Linked DNA regions of Homo sapiens: region 2 is linked to region 1. A link is an interaction called in ENCODE POLR2A ChIA-PET data of the cell type or tissue named here. Cell type or tissue: MCF 10A. All regions are shown on one strand. Each heading gives the region's core, and the rest is flanking DNA. Links, peaks and the distances in the headings are about the cores only. Region 1 has its middle 21 kb from the start of ZSCAN30. Region 2 has its middle 35 kb from the start of ZNF397.

Evidence for each region. Peaks named below come from ENCODE experiments on the same cell type or tissue, not always from the same donor. Only the 100,000 strongest peaks of a DNase experiment are listed, where the experiment ranks them.
Region 2: POLR2A ChIA-PET joins it to region 1 with 5 read pairs; 2 of 35 experiments call an interaction of 5 or more read pairs at or near these places.

The regions. Positions count from the first base shown.
Region 1 is chr18:35,307,449-35,315,784 of GRCh38, reverse strand. It overlaps the pseudogene ZNF271P. Among named protein-coding and RNA genes, the nearest start is that of ZSCAN30, 21 kb to the right of the region's middle. In MCF 10A, for the core only: no CTCF peak of the experiment used is centred there; a DNase peak (open chromatin) is centred at 4,084.
Region 2 is chr18:35,201,528-35,209,863 of GRCh38, reverse strand. No RefSeq gene overlaps it. Among named protein-coding and RNA genes, the nearest start is that of ZNF397, 35 kb to the left of the region's middle. RefSeq lists enhancers at 3,165-3,777, 3,778-4,391. In MCF 10A, for the core only: no CTCF peak of the experiment used is centred there; no DNase peak of the experiment used is centred there.

The DNA.
Region 1 (8,336 bases), core at 188-8,187:
TGGTTTTGATTTGTATTTTCCTAATGATTAATGATGTTGAGCATCTTGTCATGTGATTATTGACCATTTATATATCTTCTTTGGAGGAATATCTATTCAAGCAATTTGCCCATTTTAAAATCGGGTTTTGTTGTTGCCTGTGCTTTTACTGTCATATCCAATAAAATCATTGAAAAATCCAATGTCATGAAGGTTTTCCCCTGTTTTCTTGTAAGAGCTTTATATTTTTAGCTCTCATGTTTAGGTCTTTGATCTTTTTTTTTTTGTTGTTAAATTTTGTATATGGTACAATGTAAGGGTCAAACTTCATTCTTTTGCATGTGAATATGCAGTTTTCCCAATTCTATTTGTTGAGAAAATAGTCCTTTCCTCATTGGATGGTCTTGACACCCTTGTCAAAAATCATTTCATCATATATGGGAGGGTTTATTTCTAGGCTCTCTATTATATTTCATTGGTCTATGTGTATTGACCTGAAGGAAGAAAATGAGGGAAAATTAATGTAAAGAGTATATTTTGGCCAAGGTTGAGGACTGGAATTTGGGAACCACTGGGAAGTGCTTCAGAGAGCAAAGGAGAGTCTTGAGTCTTTTAAAGTAAAAAGAAAAGGATGAATCAAAAGAGAAAGCAATTTACAAAAGTTTCAGGAATTGTCATTGGTTTACAGAAATAACACTGATTAGTGATTAGCTATACATTGTTGAACTACAGGGTATGAGCTATGGTGTCCAGCGTAAGGCATTGTTAGGTTTATGGCTACTTGGTGGTGACAGTCTAGAGTCCCTATAGCAGGTAGGTTAGAAATAGTCAGCTCAAGCGTGGAGTAAAAGGTGACTACTGTCACATTTCAATGTCTATTTGGGCCTGATAATTTAAAGGAAGTTCACATTCCTCAAATTAAAAGTTTCTTGTCTTCCTCAAGTGTCTGTCTTTATGCCAGTACCACACTATTTTGATTACTGTGGCTTTGTACTAAGTTTTTTTTTTTTTTTTTTTTCAAAGACTGGGTCTCACTCTGTTGACCAGGCTGTTCTCAAACTTCCAGGCTCAAGGGATCCTCCTACCTCAGCCTCCTGAGTAGCTTGGACTATAGGTACGCATCACCATGCCTGGCTATAGTAAGTTTTGAAATCAGCAGTGTGAGACCTCCAACTTTATTGCTTCTCAGGATTGTTCTGGCTAATTGAGATCCCTTTACGTTCCATACAAGTTTTAGAATTAGTTTTTCTATTAATGCAAAACTTGTCACTGGAATTTTAATAGGGATTGCACTGAATCTGTAGATTTCTTTGGGTAGACTGAACATAGGGTATCTTCCCAATTATATGTGCCTTCTTTCGCATTTTCCAGCAATGTTTTGTAGTTTTCAGGGAACAAGTCATTCACTTACTTGGTTAAGTTTATTGCTAAGTATTTTAGTCTTTTTGATGGTATTGTAAATGAAATTGTTTTCTTCATTTCCTTTTTAGATTGTAGATTGTCAGTATATAGAAATGTAACTGATTTTTGGGTGTTGATTTTGTATCCTGCAACTTGGCTGAATTCACTTATTAGTTCGTGTGTGTGTGTGTGTGTGTGTGTGTGTGTGTGTGTGATCTTAAGGGTTTTTTGCATATAAGATTATGTCATCTGCAAATAGAGATAATTTTACTTCCTCCTTTCCAATTTGGATGTCTTTTATTTTTTATTTGCCAAACTGATCTGCCTAGGACTTCCAGTATTATGTTGAAGTGGTGAAAGCAGGCATATTGTTTCTCTTAGAGAAAAAGCTTTCAGTCTTTTACCATTATGATGCTCACTGTAGTTTTTTTTTTTTTAAATATGGCCTTTATTATACTGAGGTAGTTTCCTTATACTCCTTGTTTGTTGAGTGTATCATAAAAGCATTGAATTTTGTCAGCTTTTTTGCATCAGTCGAGTTAATCACACTTTTTTCCTTCATTCTGTTACTGTGATGTAGTACATTGATTGATTTTTGTATGTTGAATCATTCTGAATTTCAAAAATAAATCTTACCTGGACATGGTGTATAATTATTTTAAAGCATTGTTGGATTGTGTTTTCTAGAATTTTGTTGAGGATTATTTATAGGGGACATTGGTCTGTAGCTTTCTTGTAGTGTCTTTGTCTGGCGTGGTGTCAGATTAATGCTGGCTTCATAAAATGAATTTGGAATTGTTCCTTCCTTTGTAATATTTTGTAGGAATTTAATAAAAGTTGGTGTTACTTCTTTTTTTGAGACAGTCTCACTCTGTCGCCCAGGCTGGAGTGCAGTGGCGCGATCTCGGCTCACTGTAAGCTCCGCCTCCCAGGTTCACGCCATTCTCCTGCCTCAGCCTCCTGAGTAGCTGGGACTACAGGCGCATGTTGCCACGCCTGGCTAATTTTTTTTTTTTTTTTTTTTTTTTTGTATTTTTAGTAGAGGCGGGGTTTCACCGTGTTAGCCAGGATGGTCTTGATCTCCTGACCTTGTGATCCGCCCGCCTCGGCCTCCCAAAGTGCTGGGATTATAGGCGTGAGCCACCACGCCCAGCCAGTGTTACTTCTTTGATAGAATTCACCAGTGAAGCCACCTGGTCCTGGGCTATTTTTTTGGTAGGTATTTGATTACTGATTTAATCTTACTAGCCATAGTTCTATTCAGATTTTCTACTTTTTCACAATTCATTGGTAGGCTGTGTGTTTCTAGGATCTTGTCTATTTCATCTAGGTTATCCAATTTGTGGTGTACAATTATTCCTAGCAGTTTCTTCTAATCCTTTTTATTTCTGAAATTACAGCAGTAACATGCCCTCTTTTATTTCTAATTTTAGTTAATTTGGGGATTATAGGTTTTTAAAAAGAATACTACAATTTGAAGTGACTTTCTTGTAACATCATACCAAGTGGTACATAATATTCACATAACATCACTCACTGGTGATGTTACCCTTTAGGTGGTGCATCTTAGGCAGGTGAGAAGCCCGTCAGGTGACATTTGGCAGTGGCTGGAGACATTTTTGGCTGACTGTCGTAACTGGGGGAGGGTTGCCACTGGTATCTGGTGGATAGAGGCCAAGGATAGTATCAAATGTCCAATAAGTCCACAGGACGGCTCCCCACAGCAAAAAATTATGTGCCCCAAAATGTCAATAGTGCTAAGGTTGACAAGCCCTGCCTTATGATAGTTTTTGTCAGATTTCTCCACTGTAGTTAGTTTTTCCTTTTCCATACTCTATTCTTTGGAAGTAGGTCAACAGTTCCAGCTTCCTCTGGAGGAGGAATCTAAATATATAATTTGGAATTTTTCCATAAGGAAGAGTTGTCTCTTCTCCCATACCTATGTTATCAGTATGGATGCATGTATGCTTATTTGGCCTTGGGAACTCCTTCAGTTTGTCTCCTATGTTCCTTTGACATGCCCCTATCCTTTTGTTTTTTGAACTCTTACCTACTTTCTGTACTACAAGATGCTCTAGGCTCATCTTGAGTTTTCCCTGCCCTAGCCCTACAACCAGTCATTTCTCAAAGGAGCCCTGGTTCCTTTTATTTGGAGAATGCTATTTAGAAACCAAGATCTAGTTATGCTCATTGATGCTTGGGTGTCATTTCTTCTAGATCCTCTCAAAGAGCTAGGTAGTGTATGTATGCATAACATATGTATAGAGGTATGTTCTATAATTGTTTCTGCGTAATCCACCTGTGTGTGCATAAAATGTATGAATTCATATTGATGTTTCTGATTCTAATGGTTTTGGTAATTTTTGATTGAACATACTGTGCATGAAAAATTGTAGAATCTGGATAGCCATCCTCCAGAGAGGATTCACCCTTTCCTCTTTTCTAGCTGGCAGCCAGATTAGGGCAAGATAACTTAGTTCACTAAAAGGTTGACCTTACTTGACATTGCATTCAGTCTTTTTAAGACTTGGTCAGGTTTTATCCTCTCTTGGGGTGTAGCCATATAATGTTTACATTGAGAATGTGGGGTGTTCACAAGGACACCACCTACTTGGCGCAATTTATACTCTAATTTTTATTCCCTAGCATGAGTCAGCTGAGTTTCATTTAACCTTCCAGCATTCTTTGAATAGATTTCTTGGCCCTTTGCCCTGTCAGTTCAAGAATCAGCAAATGCCTGGAAGAATCAACCGACATAAAGTGTCAGGCCCAATTCTCTGTATTTCCCTTCCACTCTATATTCTTGACAGTTGTTTGAATTTTGCAATTTTGCAACTCACTTCTAAGACCTAGTAAGCAACCAGATTTGGAAAACTGGAGGTCAGGAGTGTAGGTTGATTACCAGTTATTTTATGTGGATGACAAGGTGTTTAGTAGTGTAATTCATAAAGATAGGGAATTCTGGAGGAAGAAATCATGTATGTGTGTGTGTGTGTGTGTGTGTGTGTTAAGTTCATGAATTTCAGTTTACCCGTAGGACACTAAATAGAGAAATGTGTAGTAGGCTCTCAAAATGTATTCTCAGGAGAGATAGCTAAACTTCAGAAATAAATTTGGAGACCACCCTGTTTTTTCTTCTTTGCTTTTTAAATTCTCCAAAGAACAGATAATAAATTTTACCTTTCTCTTACCCACTTCTCAACCTATCAGCATGTCAATGCCTTTTAGCTCCTCTACTTCTGGACCTCATGATTTTATTTCCAGACTTTAAAAATGGGTTTCCTTTCTGTTGTTTCTCTCCCCCTTTTAATCTGAAACTCTTTTTAAAGCAGGAAGATCATTCAAGGACCTTAATGGCTTTTCATTACTTTGAGAATAAAATGCAGAAACATAAAATCTAGTCTAACCACCCCAAGTACTTTTGTTTAGAGATAATTAGCTACAGCCCAGAAAATTAAAGTGTCTGCTTGTTTAGCATCACACTCCTTTTCTTTCCCACTTGATTTTCATTTCCACATTATTCTTACCCTTTGAAATGTATGTTTCAATAAGCATTTTCATAATGCATCGTAACTGTTTGTGTGCTTCTTGAGGGCAGGGGCCCTTCCCTCACCCCTCTTCAACAGGAACCAGTACAATGCCTGACACTGAATATTTATTGAATAAATGATAACCACCATGCTCCACATTTCTTGCACTTCCTTTTGTGCCTTTGTTGATTATTCCCTCCCTGCCTTTATGCCTCTATTCCCATCCTTCAAGGCTCAAACTTCAGGAGTTCCACAAAGCTCTCCCTTTTCTTTCTAATCAGAATTGAACCTTGACTCCTCTGAGTTCTTACAAGCATGTCCTACCTTTATGATTACATTGAGCCATGTGTTTTCTGTACATATTAGTCTCTATCACTATACAATATACACTTCATTGGAAGAGATAGTATATTCTTTTAATGTACTACAAAACCTCCCAAAAGGCCTTGCCTTAGCATTACACTCCTAAGGAATAGAATTTAACAATGTCTGCTAAATTAAAATATTAATTAGACAATTATAGGGGATAATCAAAGGAAACAACTTTGTAGTACTTTTAGTAGCAGAACTTATCAAATTGTTAATACCAGAAAGACAATTTGAATTTTTTATTTTTTCAAACTATTTCTATTTTTCAGTGGAAAACTTTGCATGTATGTTGCCTGTTTTCAGTATGTATGTCAGAAATCAAAAAAGTCTGATAAATGTTGCCACTTGAAAAAAATATCAGAAAGTCTTATTTTTACACAGAATATACTATACAAATTAATGATGTAGGTACTTTAGCTACTGTATAGGAAAAACTTATTGTCTTCTCTATACTCACAACATTTCTGACACCAGATGTGTATGAGGTTTCCCCAAACCAAACAATTCTCCAATTTTCTGTGGACACCCACTAAGTGCCTGTAATTAAATTTTGAAGCTATCTACCTGGAATCAGATCAACATAGATGCTTCAGGTTAAGGGCTCAGTTCTACAACTGACACCAATTGTGTCAGTTTTGGACACCAATCTCATGTCCATGTTTTCACTGGTGCTTCTGACCAACTGGCTATAAATCCAAGGTTCCTACAATCCCCTCTTTGAGTTTCAGCATTAGCTAGAATGACTCATAGAATGTAGGAAAAGTTTATTTACTAGATTCTTGTAAAAGAACACAACTAAGGATCAGCCAGATGAAAGAGATGCATAAGGCAAGGTGTGTGGGAAGAACACTGAGCTTCCATGCCCTCCCTAGGTACACCACCCTCCTAGTACCTCAACAAGTTCAACCTGGAAGCTCTCTGAATCCTGTCCTTCAGTTTTTTATGAAGGCTACATCACGTAGGCATGAATGATTAAATCACTGGCCACTGGTGACTGAATTCAGTCTCCAGCCTCTCTCCTCTCAGAGGTCAAGGTAGGGTGGGGTTGATCTGAAAGTTCCAACCCTCTAATCACATGGTTGGTTCTCGAGGCAACTAGCCCCCATCCTGTGGTTCTGTCTTTCCAAAAGTAATCCCATTAACATAAACTCAGGTGTGGTTAAAGGGGCTTGTCATCCTAATTACTCTTACCACTCAGGAAATTTCAAGGGTCTTAGAAGCTCTGTACCAGGGGATGAAGACCAAATATGTATTTATTATAAATCACAATTTCACAGCTACCACTTTTTGTTCAATCTATAGATGACAAGATAAATGCTGCTAGAAACATCTCTACACTTTGACATATGGAAAATTTTTTTAAAGATCCTGTTTCACATGTTTAGAAGCTGTGATTAAATGGTAGTGAAGAACTTTCAAACCAATAAAGTTTATGGGCTGCATTATTCAAAGCAAAATAAATCTATATTTGCTGTGAACATTGCAAGAACTTGCACAAACTAATGTGCACTAGGAAAACCAAAACTATACCCCCCAAAATTAAAAACAAAAAAAAATTCTGAGAAAAGGGGGCACTGGAATTATGTACTTAGTAAGTTTAATATCAGAAGAGTATAGCATGTTTACACACGTGGAATTTAAAAATAGATATCTAGCATTAGCATAAAGTAAGACTCTAGCTGTCAGGGTTAAGTGTCATATTATTATAAATGCCAATTAGGATATGGAGGGGATTTAAGTTTTCCTTACATTATCAAAAAAATTTGATATGCAATTGGTAATTTAGGCTTTCTTAAGGTTTGAAATTATAACGATAATACATTTCCTTCTGACTTTTGACTGAATACCTCCCACACTGATTTTTACAATATCTGATAAGTTCTGCATTAGATCTCTTACAATAATACAACTCTCTTCCTGTAGGTTATGTCTGAATAAGACTAGAGCTTTTCCAACCTTATAGAAAAGATAGAAATTTGTTTCTATTGTGGTATACTGACATTCAGTAAAAATGTTTTTCACTTTGAAGGTTTTCCCACAACTCGCAGGACTCTTCCTCAGAGTTTTTTTTTCTTTTTTTTTTTTTTTTGAGAGAGTCTCACTCTGTTGCCCAGGCTGGAATGCAGTGGCAGATCTCGGCTCCCTGCAACCCCCACCTCCCAGGTTCAAGTGATTCTCATGCCTCAGCCTCCCGAATAGCTGGGACTACAGGCGCCTGCCACCATGCCCAGCTAATTATTTTTTATTTTTTGGTAGAGACAGGGTTTCACCATGTTGGTCAGGCTGGAGAATTTTTCTTAATTTTAGTAATGTCTGAGCTCTGAGTTAACCTTTCATTACAAAAACTGAATTAATGTTTTCTCCCATGTGGTATTGGTGGTTTTTTTTTTTTTTTAAATAGACAGGGTCTTGCTCTGTTGCCCAGACTGGAGTGCAATGGTGGAATCATAGCTCACTGCAGCCTCAAACTCCTGGGCTCAAATGATGCTTCCACATCTGCCTCCCAAAGTGTTGGGATTACAGGCGTGAGCCACCATACGTATCCGGATCCAGTGTGGTTTTAATGTAGCATAAGAGTTGAACACTGATTAAAACCTTTTTCATACTCATCAATAATCAACAGCATTCATTAGATTTTTTTCTGGTACAGTGTCTCTGGTACTGAATAGAGTTGGTGTACACACTAAAGGTTTTCTCACATTCATCACATTTTGACTGTCTTCTCCACAATGGACTTCCTCATGAATAGTAAGTTCAGAGAGTTGGCTACAACTTCTGCTGCACTGAACACACTGGTAGGGTTTCTCCTCAGCATGGGTTTTCTGGTGTTCAATAAGATCAGTACATGTGCTGAAGGCTTTCCCACATGCATCACACTTATACGGCTTTTCACCAGTGTGTATTTTTTGATGGTTAATGAGATCAGAACGCCGACTAAAGCTTTTGCCACACTCATCACATGGATTTGGTTTCTTCCCAGTGTGGATTCTCTGGTGTAGGGTAAGAGCTGAGCACTGACTGAAAGCCTTCCTGCACTCACTGCATTTATATGGTTTT
Region 2 (8,336 bases), core at 279-8,278, 110 kb after region 1:
AACAGGGACAATTTGACTTCCTCTTTTCCTAATTGAATACCCTTTATTTCCTTCTCCTGCCTGATTGCCCTGGCCAGAACTTCCAACACTATGTTGAATAGGAGCGGTGAGAGAGGGCATCCCTGTCTTGTGCCAGTTTTCAAAGGGAATGCTTCCAGTTTTTGCCCATTCAGTATGATATTGGCTGTGGGTTTGTCATAGATAGCTCTTATTATTTTGAAACACGTCCCATCAATACCTAATTTATTGAGAGTTTTTAGCATGAAGGGTTGTTGAATTTTGTCAAAGGCTTTTTCTGCATCTATTGAGATAATCATGTGGTTTTTGTCTTTGGCTCTGTTTATATGCTGGATTACATTTATTGATTTGCATATATTGAACCAGCCTTGCATCCCAGGGATGAAGCCCACTTGATCATGGTGGATAAGCTTTTTGATGTGCTGCTGGATTCGGTTTGCCAGTATTTTATTGAGGATTTTTGCATCAATGTTCATCAAGGATATTGGTCTAAAATTCTCTTTTTTGGTTGTGTCTCTGCCCGGCTTTGGTATCAGAATGATGCTGGCCTCATAAAATGAGTTAGGGAGGATTCCCTCTTTTTCTATTGATTGGAATAGTTTCAGAAGGAATGGTACCAGTTCCTCCTTGTACCTCTGGTAGAATTCGGCTGTGAATCCATCTGGTCCTGGACTCTTTTTGGTTGGTAAACTATTGATTATTGCCACAATTTCAGCTCCTGTTATTGGTCTATTCAGAGATTTAACTTCTTCCTGGTTTAGTCTTTGGAGGGTGTATGTGTCGAGGAATGTATCCATTTCTTCTAGATTTTCTAGTTTATTTGTGTAGAGGTGTTTGTAGTATTCTCTGATGGTAGTTTGTATTTCTGTGGGATCAGTGGTGATATCCCCTTTATCATTTTTTATCGTGTCTATTTGATTCTTCTCTCTTTTTTTCTTTATTAGTCTTGCTAGTGGTCTATCAATTTTGTTGATCCTTTCAAAAAACCAGCTCCTGGATTCATTGATTTTTTGAAGGGTTTTTTGTGTCTCTATTTCCTTCAGTTCTGCTCTGATTTTAGTTATTTCTTGCCTTCTGCTAGCTTTTGAATGTGTTTGCTCTTGCTTTTCTAGTTCTTTTAATTGTGATGTTAGGGTGTCAATTTTGGATCTTTCCTGCTTTCTCTTGTGGGCATTTAGTGCTATAAATTTCCCTCTACACACTGCTTTGAATGCGTCCCAGAGATTCTGGTATGTTGTGTCTTTGTTCTCGTTGGTTTCAAAGAACATCTTTATTTCTGCCTTCATTTCGTTATGTACCCAGTAGTCATTCAGGAGCAGGTTGTTCAGTTTCCATGTAGTTGAGTGGCTTTGAGTGAGATTCTTAATCCTGAGTTCTAGTTTGATTGCACTGTGGTCTGAGAGATAGTTTGTTATAATTTCTGTTGTTTTACATTTGCTGAGGAGAGTTTTACTTCCAACTATGTGGTCAATTTTGGAATAGGTGTGGTGTGGTGGTGAAAAAAATGTATATTCTGTTGATTTGGGGTGGAGAGTTCTGTAGATGTCTATTAGGTCTGCTTGGTGCAGAGCTGAGTTCAATTCCTGGGTATCCTTGTTGACTTTCTGTCTCGTTGATCTGTCTAATGTTGACAGTGGGGTGTTAAAGTCTCCCATTATTAATGTGTGGGAGTCTAAGTCTCTTTGTAGGTCATTCAGGACTTGCTTTATGAATCTGGGTGCTCCTGTATTGGGTGCATATATATTTAGGATAGTTAGCTCCTCTTGTTGAATTGATCCCTTTACCATTATGTAATGGCCTTCTTTGTCTCTTTTGATCTTTGTTGGTTTAAAGTCTGTTTTATCAGAGACTAGGATTGCAACCCCTGCCTTTTTTTGTTTTCCATTTGCTTGGTAGATCTTCCTCCATCCTTTTATTTTGAGCCTATGTGTGTCTCTGCACGTGAGATGGGTTTCCTGAATACAGCACACTGATGGGTCTTGACTCTTTATCCAACTTGCCAGTCTGTGTTTTTTAATTGGAGAATTTAGTCCATTGACATTTAAAGTTAATATTGTTATGTGTGAATTTGATCCTGTCATTATGATGTTAGCTGGTGATTTTGCTCGTTAGCTGATGCAGTTTCTTCCTAGCCTCGATGGTCTTTACATTTTGGCATGATTTTGCAGCAGCTGGTACCAGTTGTTCCTTTCCATGTTTAGTGCTTCCTTCAGGAGCTCTTTTAGGGCAGGCCTGGTAGTGACAAAATCTCTCAGCATTTGCTTGTCTGTAAAGTATTTTATTTCTCCTTCACTTATGAAGCTTAGTTTGGCTGGATATGAAATTCTGGGTTGAAAATTCTTTTCTTTAAGAATGTTGAATATTGGCCCCCACTCTCTTCTGGCTTGTAGAGTTTCTGCCGAGAGATCCGCTGTTAGTCTGATGGGCTTCCCTTTGAGGGTAACCCGACCTTTCTCTCTGGCTGCCCTTAACATTTTTTCCTTCATTTCAACTTTGGTGAATCTGACAATTATGTGTCTTGGAGTTGCTCTTCTCGAGGAGTATCTTTGTGGCGTTCTCTGTATTTCCTGAATCTGAACGTTGGCCTGCCTTGCTAGATTGGGGAAGTTCTCCTGGATAATATCCTGCAGAGTGTTTTCCAACTTGGTTCCATTCTCCGCATCACTTTCAGGTACACCAATCAGACGTAGATTTGGTCTTTTCACATAGTCCCATATTTCTTGGAGGCTTTGCTCATTTCTTTTTATTCTTTTTTCTCTAAACTTCCCTTCTCACTTCATTTCATTCATTTCATCTTCCATTGCTGATACCCTTTCTTCCAGTTGATCGCGTCGGCTCCTGAGGCTTCTGCATTCTTCACGTAGTTCTCGAGCCTTGGTTTTCAGCTCCATCAGCTCCTTTAAGCACTTCTCTGTATTGGTTATTCTAGTTATACATTCTTCTAAATTTTTTTGAAAGTTTTCAACTTCTTTGCCTTTGGTTTGAATGTCCTCCCGTAGCTCAGAGTAATTTGATCGTCTGAAGCCTTCTTCTCTCAGCTCGTCAAAATCATTCTCCATCCAGCTTTGTTCCGTTGCTGGTGAGGAACTGCGTTCCTTTGGAGGAGGAGAGGTGCTCTGCGTTTTAGAGTTTCCAGTTTATCTGTTCTGTTTTTTCCCCATCTTTGTGGTTTTATCTACTTTTGGTCTTTGATGATGGTGATGTACAGATGGGTTTTCGGTGTGGATGTCCTTTCTGTTTGTTAGTTTTCCGTCTAACAGACAGGACCCTCAGCTGCAAGTCTGTTGGAATACCCTGCAGTGTGAGGTGTCAGTGTGCCCCTGCTGGGGGGTGCCTCCCAGTTAGGCTGCTCGGGGGTCAGGGGTCAGGGACCCACTTGAGGAGGCAGTCTGCCCGTTCTCAGATCTCCAGCTGCGTGCTGGGAGAACCACTGCTCTCTTCAAAGCTGTCAGACAGGGACATTTAAGTCTGCAGAGGTTACTGCTGTCTTTTTGTTTGTCTGTGCCCTGCCCCCAGAGGTGGAGCCTACAGAGGCAGGCAGGCCTCCTTGAGCTGTGGTGGGCTCCACCCAGTCCAGCTTCCCGGCTGCTTTGTTTACCTAAGCAAGCCTGGGCAATGGCGGGCACCCCTCCCCCAGCCTCGCTGCCGCCTTGCAGTTTGATCTCAGACTGCTGTGCTAGCAATCAGCGAGATTCCGTGGGCGTAGGACCCTCTGAGCCAGGTGTGGGATATAGTCTCGTGGTGCGCCGTTTTTTAAGCCGGTCTGAAAAGCGCAATATTCTGGTGGGAGTGACCCGATTTTCCAGGTGCGTCCGTCACCCCTTTCTTTGACTCGGAAAGGGAACTCCCTGACCCCTTGCGCTTCCCAGGTGAGGCAATGCCTCGCCCTGCCCCAGCTCGCGCACGGTGCGCGCACCCACTGGCCTGCGCCCACTGTCTGGCACTCCCTAGTGAGATGAACCCAGTACCTCAGATGGAAATGCAGAAATCACCCATCTTCTGCATCGCTCCCGCTGGGAGCTGTAGACCGGAGCTGTTCCTATTCCGCCATCTTGGCTCCTCCCCCAATTTTTACTTTTCTTGTTCTTACTTTTTGATGTTCAAGATACCTTTTATCATTTCTGTTCTGTTTCAAAAACTTTGGCTATTCTTTTAGAGAAGGTTTGCTAACAATAAGTTCTCTTACTTTTCTTTCATCCGAGACTATCTTGATTTCTTGTTCATTCTTGAAGGATATTTTTACTAGATAAGGGGTTTTTTTCTTTCAGCATTTGAAAAATATTGTGCCATTTCCTTCTGGCCTCCATGGTTTCTCATGATAAATCTGCTGTCAATGAAACTGTTTCTTCCACCACCTTCCATTCACCACCCAAAATAGGTAAGATGTTTTCTCCTGTAATTGCTTTCAAGACTTTCTTCTTTATCTTTAGTTTTCAGTTTGACCATTCTGTGTCATGGTGTAGATTTCTTTGTGTTTATTCTGTTTACAGTTTATTTACATTCTTGAATCTGTAGGTTTATGTCTTTTGCCAACTTTGGGAAATTTTTAGGCATACATTTAAAAACTACCTTTTCAGTTCTGCCCTTTTTTCTCTCTCCTTCTCAGACCACCGTTGCATGAATGTTAGATCTTTTGTTATAGTCCCACAAATTCTTAAATTTGCTTCATCTTTTTCTCAGTCTGTTTTTTCTCTGTTGTTCAGATTGGTAAATTGGTCATTTCTATTGCTCTATCTTCAAATTCACTGATTCTTTAATCTGTCTTCTCCATTCTGCTGTTCATTCCATCTGGTAAGTTTTAAAATTTTTGTTATTATATTTTTCAGATCTAAAATTCCCATTTTGTTCTCCTTTATATCTTCTGTTTCTTTGCTGAGACTTGCTTTATTTCATTTGTATTTTTCATTTGTTTCAAGTGGGTTCTTAGCCATTTTTGTGATGGCTGTTTTAAAATTCTCGTCAGATAATTCCAACATTTGTATCATCTTGGTGTCAGTGACTATTGATTATCTTTTCCCATTCAAGTTGAGATTTTCCTGGTTCTTGGTATGTTGAGTGAGTTTTCAATTATATCCAGCACATATTAGGTATTTTTTTATGAGACTACTCTGGATCCTATTTAAATCTTGTATTTTCAGCAGGCCTCCTATGAATCCACACTGGTGGGGCAAGAGTAGTACCACCTTGTTACTGCCATATTGGAGTTGGAGTCCAGGTTCCTCACTTGGCATTTGTTGACACCCAGGATGGAGAGGCTGCCTTGTTACTGCTGGATAGAGATGGGAGTTCAGTCTTCTTGCTAGACCTCTGCTGACACCACGCTGGCTGGGACAGGGAAGGGCATCTTGTTACTGTTCTCCAGGTGGCCTCCACTGATGCTGTATTGTTGGGGGTGTCATCAACTCTGGGTGCTGGTGAAAGTCCAGGCTTTTCATTCAGCCTTCTCTGAAACTACCTGAGTAGAGAGAAGAGTACCTTGTTACTGTCAAGCAGGGATGAAAGTCCCAGCTCCCCACTTGTTCTTCTCTGACACAGGCTTGGCAGAGGGAGTGATACCTTATTACAGCTGGATGCAGATGGAAGTGTAGGCTTCCCATTTGCCCTTTGGCCTTTGCTAATGGAGCTTGGTGGGGTTCACATTTTTTTTTCATGGTGTTTGGTTGGAGTTGAGAGTTATTGTCCAAAAAAGTTTTCTCTCCTTCTAGGCTGCTTCTTCTAGGTCTTTTGGCTAGAGAGTGCTTGCTTTTCTTGAGAGATTTTGTTTGTTTTTTTCTGGGATGTTTGGTATTTCTAAGCTGCTGGCTTTTCCAGCTCCACGTCTGGAATACGTGAAGAAAAAGAAAACCCAAGAAACTTATCACTGCATCTTTCTTGGATCATGTGGTCCATAGACAGGCTGCTTTTTTTTGTTCTACCTTTCAGAGTCTTTTTATGTGTATTTAATATATAATATCCAGAGATTCTAGCCATACTTAGCAGAAGGAGTGGGGAGGAATCCATCTTGTACTGGACCCAGAAACTAATAGAACAATATTTAGTATTGAATATTATTTGTATTAGAATTTGAAAAACAAAGAGTTGAGGAGCTCTCTAATATATAGTTGATTTTTTTCAAGTATTCGAAAATTCTCACTGGTGGTGTTAAAATCATGTGTCTTGAAGTCACCAGAAAAATGTCAAGAACAAAGTTTAAGATATTGGATGCAAAATGTAGATGCTTTTCTAGGGAATGAAGATGATTTATTTACCAAAAGAAAAAGACAATAGAATACAAACAAAAATACCAGCTGGGTATGCCTAGTGCTTTTTGGAATGATTACTTTCTGGGAGCTGAATAAGATAGCGCTTTGTGAAAGGAAGGGGCCTTAAAATCATTTAGGACTCCTTTCCAAAATTACACGTGCAGGGTTTTAGAGAGACACACACTCATTAGTGTTGATTGGAGTTATGTAACTCATATTACCCAGGGTATTACAGCTCGCTTTGTTAGTGTCTAATCTAGTGCCAGACTCCCCAAAGGCCCAAATCTGGCAAAGACACAGTAAAATGAAATGCAATGCTGTTTCTTAAAAAAAAAAAAAAAGAAATGCAGTCCAAGCTGTTCTCTGTAAGTTTTAAGCTTAGATTTAATCAAGTGCAGCCAAAATTATTCCACCCAGGAGCTATTATCACATTCCTTTTTTTGAAAGCAGCTAAAACCACGGAATTGTTGGCAGTCATATCCAATCCTTTAGGAAAGAAAAATTCTTATAGCCTCACAATTCCTAACTCTAACTTCCTTTTCCTGTTTAACATGTTTGTGAAGTTATTTGGGAAAAAAATGTTTGAGTGTTAATTTGTAAGTCTTCAACTTAGAACTTGCTGTGAATGAAAAGGATATTGACTCTGGGAGAAATAATTTGGAAAATTTTGGTTTTTAAGGGGAATTAATACAGAGAAATATATATATGTGTATGATTAAATATATATTATGTATGTATTATATTATTTCATATATTTATTTTATATATACAGTTAAATATATATTCCTTTTCTAGCTTTATATATGTTCATATATAAATATGTAACACATGTACATATATAAAGCTAGAAAAAGAATACAATATATATTTTATTATATATTATATTATATATTATAATATGTATTATATTCTTTACATTCCCTAGCTTTGTATATATATAAATCTAGAAAACAAAAACAAAAACAAAACCCAAGAGACTATGGCAGTAACTTCAGACTAACTTTAAAAACCACCAGTTTTTATTTATTTAAATACTTTTTGAGCTGCAACCCCTTGAAAAATTCATAGCTGGACTGAGCCATAATTCCTTTTCTACACATTTGTTTCTTCACCTGGTTTTTATAAATGTTTACATGAAAGAGAATATACTTAAAAAGTATATTAAAAAGTATACTTAAAAAGGTGTATATATTCTGCTTATACCTTGTCAGAAATATCTATGACTTTGTTTGGAATTTCTATTATATATGATAGCCACTTGCAATTTAATAAACAGGCATTTTTTTATTTGTATGGACAGTTCGCTCCAGGGAAGACCTTTTGGAGCTGATCATAAATGGTACAGGATGTGCTCATTTTAAACAAAATTAAGAAATACATGAAGGCATGTTTCTGGCCCCTTCTTAAATCTGTACCTTGTTTCTCTCTCCTGAATTCATCCACTTCTATCCTTGGGCCTTATCCCGTGGCCTGATTCTACCTTCATATGGCTGTCAACAAATTTTTGCTAACACTGACTTAAGGTGGGTCTTGAAATGATTTAAGTAAGATATAGTTTTGTGGAATCTTTTTTTTTTTAAACAAGATCACTGGAAGATGAAAAAGCATTTTTTTTTTCCTTCCACTGGGCTTTTTCCGGAGGCCAGAAGTGAAGAGTAAGTTAGCATGCCATCTAAAGGAGTGTGGAGCCCTGGTCTGTGCTTGTTTGATATAAACAGTAAGCTTTTTATGAATTGTGGAAGCCATTTCTGGGAGGAAAAGGGCTCAAACCTGAACAAATCACTGGAGTCCAGCCATACAGCGCTCTCAAGGGAAAAGCTTAAGCTAAAGGCCTTCCCTAGTTGGGCCATCAAACCAAATCAAAGTGTCTGCTCATTAAATTGCAAGTGGCCATCTGTTTGCTTAATCATGTGCTTCTCTTTCCGTCGGGCTGGTTATCACCGTCTGGTCTGGCCCCTTTTACTAATTAGCCTAAGCTTGATCTTTAGGTGAACCACAGTTTAATTTTATCTGGCATGGAATATGGGTTTATTTATTGTTCCATTTGGTTAAATCATTTGAGGGAAAAGAAAAAAG